2 separate regions of the Homo sapiens genome follow, and region 2 is linked to region 1. A link is an interaction called in ENCODE POLR2A ChIA-PET data of the cell type or tissue named here. Cell type or tissue: OCI-LY7. All regions are shown on one strand. Links, peaks and the distances in the headings refer to the core of each region. The heading gives the core; the rest is flanking DNA.

Region 1 (4,631 bases), core at 371-4,370:
CACACTGCCCTAAAAAATCATTGAATTCAGATTATAACACAGCTCTTATGAAGCTGTTAGGCAGTTGCATCTTTAATGAGGCTGAGTAGGTAAGAGGAACAGATACTCTAGATTGAAAGCCATCGCAAAAAATGTGAAACAACTGTATTAAATTTAATTTAATTTAACCAATGGGTGTATTTATTCCCTGCCTTCTTCCAGAAAGGATTTAGGGAGCTTAGGTAATGTGGAGGTCTGAAGGTGTAGATACTCATGAAAGCCTCAGATTAATATCTAGAACATATAATGTGTCCAGATAGTTTTCAATTATCAATGCATTAATCTAAGCTTGGAAAGGACTTTTAAACTGCAATGAAACCTCAACTAGTTTCAAACCTGCATTTTTTAGTAAGCTATTTTGTCATTTGGAGACCCACACAAAAAACCTATTGTTCCTTTAAAAAGGAGAGAGAGAAAAAAAGAAAAACAACCTGCTGGTGTTGCTTTGTTCATCTTATCACCTTATCATTCAGCAGCCTATTCAGGATCAAATGTGGGAAAGTCTGTGTGTGAGATTAAGCCCTATACTCAGCACAGGAATTTCTTGGATAAATGTCTTTCTTAAATGGATAGCTATGTAAAAAACAGAAGAGAAACTCTATTATTACAATGCAGTTGGGTTTTTTTGTTTGGTATGTTTCAAATCTAATATTTAAAATTAAGAAAATTCAAAGCAAACCATCTGTGTGGATGTTTTCATACTCCATTTTTGTGACAATAGCTTGCTTAACCGAGATTATTAGTGGATTCTTTCAATAAGAGGAAGAGAGTACCATCATTAAGATGGTATGCCTCCACTAGCCTTTATTTTTGAGATTAAAGAATGACAAAAATATTTATATATATTTTTTCATTATTAAGACGGAGTCTCACTCTATCGCCAAGGCTGGAGTGCAGTGGCGCCATCTTGGCTCACTGCAACCTCTGCCTCCCAGGTTCAAGCAATTCTCCCACTTCGGCCTCCTGAGTAGCTGGGATCACAGGCACCCGCCACCACACCTGGCTAATTTTTGTATTTTTAGTAGAGATGGGGTTTCACCACATTGCCCAGGCTGGTCTCAAATTCCTGACCTCAAGTGATCCGCCTGCCTCAGCATCCCACAGTGCTGGGATTACAGGCATGAGCCACCACAACTAGCCAAAAAATATATATTTTCTTTAAAAAAAAGTTATTTTCTGCCTAATTACTTCAATATTTCATGAACATTGTGGGGGAAAGAATATTCATACAGTTCTCTAAATATATCAGTGAGTTGAGGTACCAAATACAGAATTCTATTGAATTCTAATTGCAACACTGAAGCAGACTTACTCTAAGATCCTGCTACCTGGACTAACCACAGACTATACCCAGATTCCATCTGCAAGATGTAGTGGAGCCAAACATCACATCACTGAGGAATATTTATTATATATCTTTCTGTAGAGGTGAGAGAGTATTTATAGATATAACAAACAATTGGTCAGATACTACTGGAGATTTGGAAGCTTCACTAGGTTTTTCACTAAATTTGTTGATAGCCAACTCTAAAGCTCATTCTACTACTACTAGCCATCTTCCCTTGGACAATTTCATGGGCATCGCTTCACTGAAAAGAAAAATGAGTAAGTATAATCTCACTAGTACATGAATAACTATTATAAACACAATACTTTCTACAAGGTTTATTACTAATCTATGTCATTTAAGTTCTAGATTTTACAGTATTTTGGAGTGATGAATAAATAGCATGCTGTTCTTCTATAGCTAGCAAACAAGACTCAGCTTTGGAGACAAGAAGAAGGAATACAGGAGATGTTTCCTTGAATGAGTCTTCTTCCTAAACTCTGCTAGAAGTATGTCAGAAAGCGAAGGTTACCTCAGTCTCCAAGTCATGAAAACATGAGGTCTTTCTGTTTTCTAGGGAAAGTATTTCATCATTTCCTAGTGTGGCTTTTTGCACACCCCAGAAGGAGGAAGACAAGCCATCGTGTCACCTTTACATGGTAGTTGAGATGCTTCACATTTGTACATAACATCTTATATGATCGAAAGAGGAACTCAAACTCGACAGGGGAGAATAAGGAAATACATCTAAAACTGACAATTATGTTAATCCCTCAATTCCCTGGGCCCCCAAAATAGTCTCCTCTATTTGCCATTTCAAAATAGCTAATGAGAGGGTAATTGGACATGTAGACACTGAATTTCCACTGCTCATGGTTTCCTTCCCTGGGCTCCCAGTCACCCGGAAGGCCCCGGATTACCTCAAATGTCATAACGGGTTCATCGCATTACGAATTACCTCCTTCTGCCAATAAACTACAAGTTCTTTGAGGACAGAAACTGTGATTTATGGGCATTTGTATCCCCAGAGATTCAAAGAGTGCCTGATACAGAGTGGTGATAGATGATTTTATCATCTTATCATCATCATCCTCATCATCGTTGTACCTAAATAGAGGTTACTTCCTGTTTCTTTTATTTAACAATAACCTATTATAATATATACTATGCATTTTTAATGCACTTTACAAATATTGTCCTCATTTAATCCCTGTAAGGTGAATACTATTATTGGCTCCATTTTGCAGATAAGACACTGAGTCGTGAAAAGGCTAAGTACCTCACACAAGATCACACAGCCAGTGACAGAACTAGGATTTGGCTGGACTCTTAAAGACTCTGGTTTGCCATTTAAAGGTACGCTGAGCTCCACAACACTGCCTTAGAACTTGCTCAGAGCAATTGTCATATTACTATGGTAGGTTTCCCTGTCTCCCTTAAGACTTAAAGCTTCTGGAGATCAGAAACTGTATTGTTTACTTGCAAAATCATGGGCTTAGGAGCCAGAAAGATCTCGATCTAAGTCCTGCCTCATCTGCTTCTTCTTCATGGGATTAGTAGACTGATTTTCCCCTTGCTTAGCCATGCAGTTTGAATGGAATTCACCCCATTCTCAGCTACAACCACGGATCTTGTTTGCTTTAAACCAATCATCACTGCCCAATTTTCTGGCCTTTGATTGATTTAAAGGTGAACACATGACCGCTTTGGACCAATGAGGCTCAGGTGGTATTTTGTGAGGGTCTCTGGAATAGAAAATCATTTCTCTTCTGACAGAACTACAAGGCAAGGCGCAATCACTGATGGTGAAAGATAAAGATCATTATATTAGGAACTGTTGGCTGTCATACTGCTAATGTGAGGTGAGTTAGCCTTAGAAAGAGGATGCTACCTTGAAAGGCAGGGCAGATCTATGGAAATAAACTGAGTTTGTGGTGACATTGATAGCCACTTTAGTTCATCAGCTGAATCCCAATCTACTTGGTTTTTTCAGCTCTGTAAGCCAACAAATACCCTGCTAGTGTTTTAGCCTATGCCAGTTGTTTTTTCTGCTGCTTGTTAATAAGACACATACAGTCTTGGACAAATTATATAAAAATATGAATCTTTGGCCAGGCATGGAGGCTCACGCCTGTAATCCCAACACTTTGGGAGGCCGAAGCGGTCGGATCACAGGGTCAGGAGTTCGAGACCAGCCTGGCCAATATGGTGAAACCCCGTCTCTACTAAAAATACAAAAATTAGCTGGATGTGGTGGCACATGCCTGTTGTCCCAGCTACTCAGGAGGCTGAGGCAGAAGAATCGCTTGAACCCGGGAGGCAGAGGTTGCAGTGAGCTGAGATCATGCCACTGAACTCCAGCCTGGGAGACAGAATGACACTCGGTCTCAAAAAAAAAAAAAAATTCTGAATCTTTGAATGTTATCGTATAGCTTTTTAAAAGACTAGATTAAGCTATGGATGTAAGCACCAATGCATTTTTTTAAAAGTATATTGGATGAATGAGTTAAAGTCTAAGTGAATTCAGCAAGTTTGTAACCCTTGAGCTCTTGTGAGCTCAATCTGCCCTCAATCATCTGAGAATGAACAAAACAGACTCAACCATTTTGTGTCATCCAGATGAATAGAAAGGGCCTGAATATATTCTTTTTTTATATTTTTTGTCATAGGCCCTAGCGTTTTCATCTGCTCAGTTTTTGAGTGTGCTTGTTAGGGCTTTAATGCTAAACTCAATGTAAGCTGGGTTTATGTAATTTAGTGGTTTCTAGACTTAGGCTTCCTAAATGTTCCATTAGACAAGAAGACAAAATATGAAACAAAATAACATCAAACTACCATTAACAATTAGCATTGTCAGAGTCAGTAAAAACTGTTTTGAAATAAAGCAGCTTTTCAGGCCAGTATTTGAGAACTAATGATAGAGTTTTTTTGTAGGCAATGAATGAAGTGTTGTGGAACAAATGTGGATTTGGACTTTCAAGACCAACTTGAACCAGAGTCTTGAATCTGCAACTTTACTAGCTGTGGCTTCTTTTTAATTGATTAACTTTCTTTTTCTGTAAAATGGGAATAATGATTCCTACCTCTTACAAGCGTTGTGGTAGGAGGTATTCCAAATGAGATAAATATGTGAAATCACTAAAACTTCCAGAATACATGGAAATAATATATGTCTGTATTGGCAAATTATGAGTGTAGTAATGAGGGATTTACATGGACACATTTACATTCTTTAGTTCAGACTCCCTTTGACGACACATAACAA
Region 2 (4,307 bases), core at 308-4,307, 310 kb before region 1:
TGGACTCAAGTGGTCCTCCCTCCTCAGCCTCCAGAGTAGCAGGGACTACAGGCTCATACCACCTATGCCAACTTGGGCAGCTTTTATTCTTCCTTTCTTTCTTTCCTTCTTTCTTTCTTTCTCTTTCTCTTTCTTTTCTCTCTCCCTTTCTCCCTTTCTCTCTTTCGTTTCGAGACAGGGTCTAGCTCTGTCACCCAGGCAGAGTGCAGTGGCAAGATCACAGCTCACTGCAGCCTCGACCTCCCAGGCTCAAGTGATTCTCCCACTTCAGTCTCCCGAGTAGCTGGGACTACAGGTGTGCACCACCCCACCTGGCTAATTTCTTGCTTTTTTTGGTAGAGATAGGGGCTCATTATGTTGCCCAGGCTAGTCTCGAACTCTTGGGCTCAAGCAATCCTACTGCGCTGGCCTCCCAAAGTGCTGGAATTATAGGCATTAGTCACTGTGCTCAACCTTTTCGCTAATTCTTTTTGCTTTTCCAATCTGCAGGTTTTCACTTTAGGTAGATAAGCAATAAGTGTTTTTGAACGAAGCAATTCTTTCCTTAAACATAACCCCCTTTCCAGTGCGTTTACAAGGTTCTTAACAATTATTGGCTTTATTTTGTAAGAAAATCATGACACTTGCCTATTTCTTAAGAAAAAATCAGGGATATTTGTGTAGCCATCAAAGTGAGAAAATATCCAAGTTTGAGTGAAACCAGAGTCATTAAATTGTGACTACCCAGTCCACAGGAGTTCACAGACGCAAATTACCTACTTGGATGAATCTGTCCCCAGGATAATTTTCAAAACACTGAGCTCAATTCAACCAACAAGCTAATCAGAAGAGATCCACCTTGAAAGAAAAAAGTCAGGCAGCAGCCTTCCAAGGACTTTTTTCTATAACCCTCTCAGCAAGGGAGTGAGGACCTTTTAAGAATTAAGCTTTGTAACTGCCCTATTGTTATTTGTGGACTCCCTCTGCTATTGTTTCCTCCATAGTGATTGACAGACAAACCCCTAAAATGAGAAGGATCAGTGCGTCTGTCTGTAGAGAGTGACAGCGTTGAAGCAAGACATTCAGAAGCCAGCCTGACACAAAGGGGACAAGAACAACTGCCACCCCAGCCCCCATCTCATTCCAACCCAAGAGACGGTGAGTCTGAGTCTAAAGAGAGTATGAGGGTCCAGGTGTGGTGGCTGACGCTCCTAATCCCAGCACTTTGTAAGGCAGGAGGATTATTTGAGGCCAGGAGTTTGAGATTAACCTGGGCAAAATAGTCAGACTCTGTCTCTACAGAAAAAAAAAGAAAAAAAAATTAGCCAGTGATACAGGAGTTAAGAAGAAATCATTTTGGCAGATAGTGAGAGTACGGGAGTCCCTGATAAGGTTTTCCTTTTAAAGAAAAGCAGCCCCCAGATCATTTCTTTTCTAACAAAGCAGCCTGTAAAATCGAGCTGCAGACATAGACAAGTAAGCTGATTGCACAGGTGAATGCCCTGGCAGTTGTGACAACAGGAAAAGGCTACCTGGGACTACGCATGATCAACATGGCGGCTCCATCTTTCCTTCTCTTTGCTAGCCACATGTGCAGTAAGGAGCAGATGAGATGGTGCTGGCTAAGCGGAAAGCCCATTTACATAATAAGATTAGGGTGGGGCGACCAGCCTTCCCTGCGCTATGTAAGGGACACCCCTGGTCAAACCAATCCATGGGCCCTACGTAAATCCGATACTGCCTCCTCAAGCCTGCCTATAAAATGTGCTGTGGTCTGCCATAGGCCAGCTTTTCCCTTTCGGATGCCCCTCTGTCGAGAGAGAGAGGGAGAGAGGGAGAACCACAACGCTACTTTTCTCTCTCCTCTCTCCTTTCTTCTGCCTATTAAACTTTCCGCTCCTTAACCCACCCACGTGTGTCCATGTCCTTAATCTTCTTGGCAAACCGCGGGTACCTACGCCCAGACTATGACGTCGCTTCATTAGGTGTGGTGAGAGGTGCCTGTAGTTCTAGCTACTCAGGAGGCTGAGGCAGGAAGATCCCTGAGCCCAGGAGTTTGAGGCTGCAGTGATCTATGATCACGTCAGTGCACCCCAACCTGGGTAACAGAGAGAGACCTTGTCCTCACAAACAAACAAACAAAAGGAATAAAGAGAATGGAGGAATAGATTTGGCTCTTGAGGGAAGGGAGGCTGAGGAAGGGAAATGTGAATTCATTTGTACATATACAAATCCATTTGCATGTATACGTACTTTGGGAAGTAGGGTACATATCTTCTATTGTATTTTTAAACTTTTAATTTTTTGTACTTTTTTCACTTTTATTTTACTTTGAACCCTGAGAAGCTACATATTTTAAAGAATTTTAAAGATGGCCTTGTCTGAAAGTTGGACAGGTAAAATGACTTTGAAGAAACAGTTGGAGGCCCAGCACAGTGGGCACACCTATAATGCTAATATAGTATTTGTTGGGAAGCCAAGTCATGAGGATTGTTTGAGGCCAAGAGTTCAAGACCAGCCTGGGCAACATAGTAAGACCCTATCTCTATTTTTTTTTTCTTCGAGATGGGGTCTCACTCTGTCACCCAGGCTGGAGTGCAGGGGCGCTATCTCAGCTCACTGCAACCTCTACCTCCTGGTTTCAAGCTATTCTCCTGTCTCAGCCTCCCGAGTAGCTAAGAATACAGGTGCCCCACCACCACACATGGCCAAGTTTTGTGTTTTTAGTAGAAATGGGGTTTCACCATGTCGGCCAGGCTGGTCTGCCCACCTTGGCCTCCCAAAATGTTGGGATTACAGGTGTGAGCCACTGCACCCAGATCCTATCTCTGTTTTAAAATAGAAAAAGAAATAGTTGGAAAAAACTTGCTTCTTTTTCTAAGCAATAAGATGTCATGGTAGCATATTTTTTTCATGACAATCCTATTGGTTCCTTACCATTTCCTAATTCTTAAAGGAATAAAACATTAAATTTTAAATAAATAAACTTTTTGAAGTACATTGAAAATCTTTCTGTTCTCTTTGCTTATTCAGACTCATTTTATATAGCAAAGGGAAATAAGAAGATAATGAAAAATTTACCTACTTTACACTTTCACTCATGGTCAAGACCCCTCTGTTTACCTATGTCAGATTAATAATTGCTCCTTAGTAAATACCAAGGCCTTCTGAAAACAAAGACATCCTCAATACAGCTTCAGAGCCTGGCTCTGGGGTGAAGCAGCTTTAGAACATACCAACAGTATTTGTTGTAGAAATATAATAGAATCCTTGTGACATACTTTGCTCATGTGCTTTTCTGTCTGAGGACAAAACCTCTATCACAGAAAACATAACACCTACACTCACCAAGAATCTAGGTGTGATGGGAGGGGAGGTGGAGGTGAACTTCACAAAGTCTAGAGATCACCCATTTCACACATTCCAAGAGCTGAAAATAAGTGTTCTTGCACCTCCAAAGTTATTCTCACAAAACGAGGTGCAATGATAAGTTAACATCTAGGTTTCAGTTACCACTTAGCTGCAGGGGAGTTTTAGAAATTATTACACTGATGAAATTAGATTTAATAAAATATTTCTTTTAAAAAGAAGCCTTAAAGAGAGCCTATATATTGCCATGTGTCATGGCAACCTGTGATCAATTAAGCAAATAACTTAGAGATCAGTGACCTTTTGTTCCAGTGAATTGGTAATCATAAATGTATATACATTTTGCAATACAGTCTCCTCTTTTAAAATATATGCATTTTTTCATAAGCAGAAGACTCAAATGTTCTTTTTTTAATGCAATGCTACAGTGCAGGATTTTAATCTGTTATGCATTGATATCCATGTGTCTGAAATGCTGGATGCAACTCTATTTGAAGCAAGGCGTTGGGCACTCAAGAGACCATCTTCTGTTTAATCTAGAGGGTGAGAATGGCCTGTCCAACCAAGTCTGTGTCCTTCTTTCTCCCTTATACTTTCATTTTGCTCCTGTACCTTTGAATAGATGCGTAAAGAACTTGTGAGAACTATAAGTTTTATCTGCTTCAGCAAGTTCTCCCTATGCAGGGCATGGTGGCTCACACCTGTAATCCCAACACTTTGAGAGGCTGAGGCTGGTGGATCCCTTGAGCTCAGGAGTTTGAGACCAGCCTGGACAACATGACAAAATCATGTTTCTACACAAAATACAAAAATTAGCAGGACATGGTGATGCGTGCCTGTAGTCCCAGCTACTCAGGAGGCTGAGGTGGGAGGATCAATTGAGCCCTGGAGGAAGAGGTTGCAGTGAGCCCAGATGCTGCCACTGTACTCCAGCCCAGGCAACAGTGCAAGATCCTATC

What was found. Peaks named below come from ENCODE experiments on the same cell type or tissue, not always from the same donor. Only the 100,000 strongest peaks of a DNase experiment are listed, where the experiment ranks them.
Region 2: POLR2A ChIA-PET joins it to region 1 with 7 read pairs; 3 of 35 experiments call an interaction of 5 or more read pairs at or near these places.

What each region holds. Positions count from the first base shown.
Region 1 is chr12:92,486,910-92,491,540 of GRCh38, forward strand. No RefSeq gene overlaps it. Among named protein-coding and RNA genes, the nearest start is that of LINC02397, 23 kb to the left of the region's middle. In OCI-LY7, for the core only: no CTCF peak of the experiment used is centred there; a DNase peak (open chromatin) is centred at 2,062; H3K27ac peaks cover 1,114 bases.
Region 2 is chr12:92,175,189-92,179,495 of GRCh38, forward strand. All of the region lies in intron 2 of BTG1-DT (BTG1 divergent transcript), which reads left to right. Among named protein-coding and RNA genes, the nearest start is that of BTG1-DT, 31 kb to the left of the region's middle. In OCI-LY7, for the core only: no CTCF peak of the experiment used is centred there; no DNase peak of the experiment used is centred there.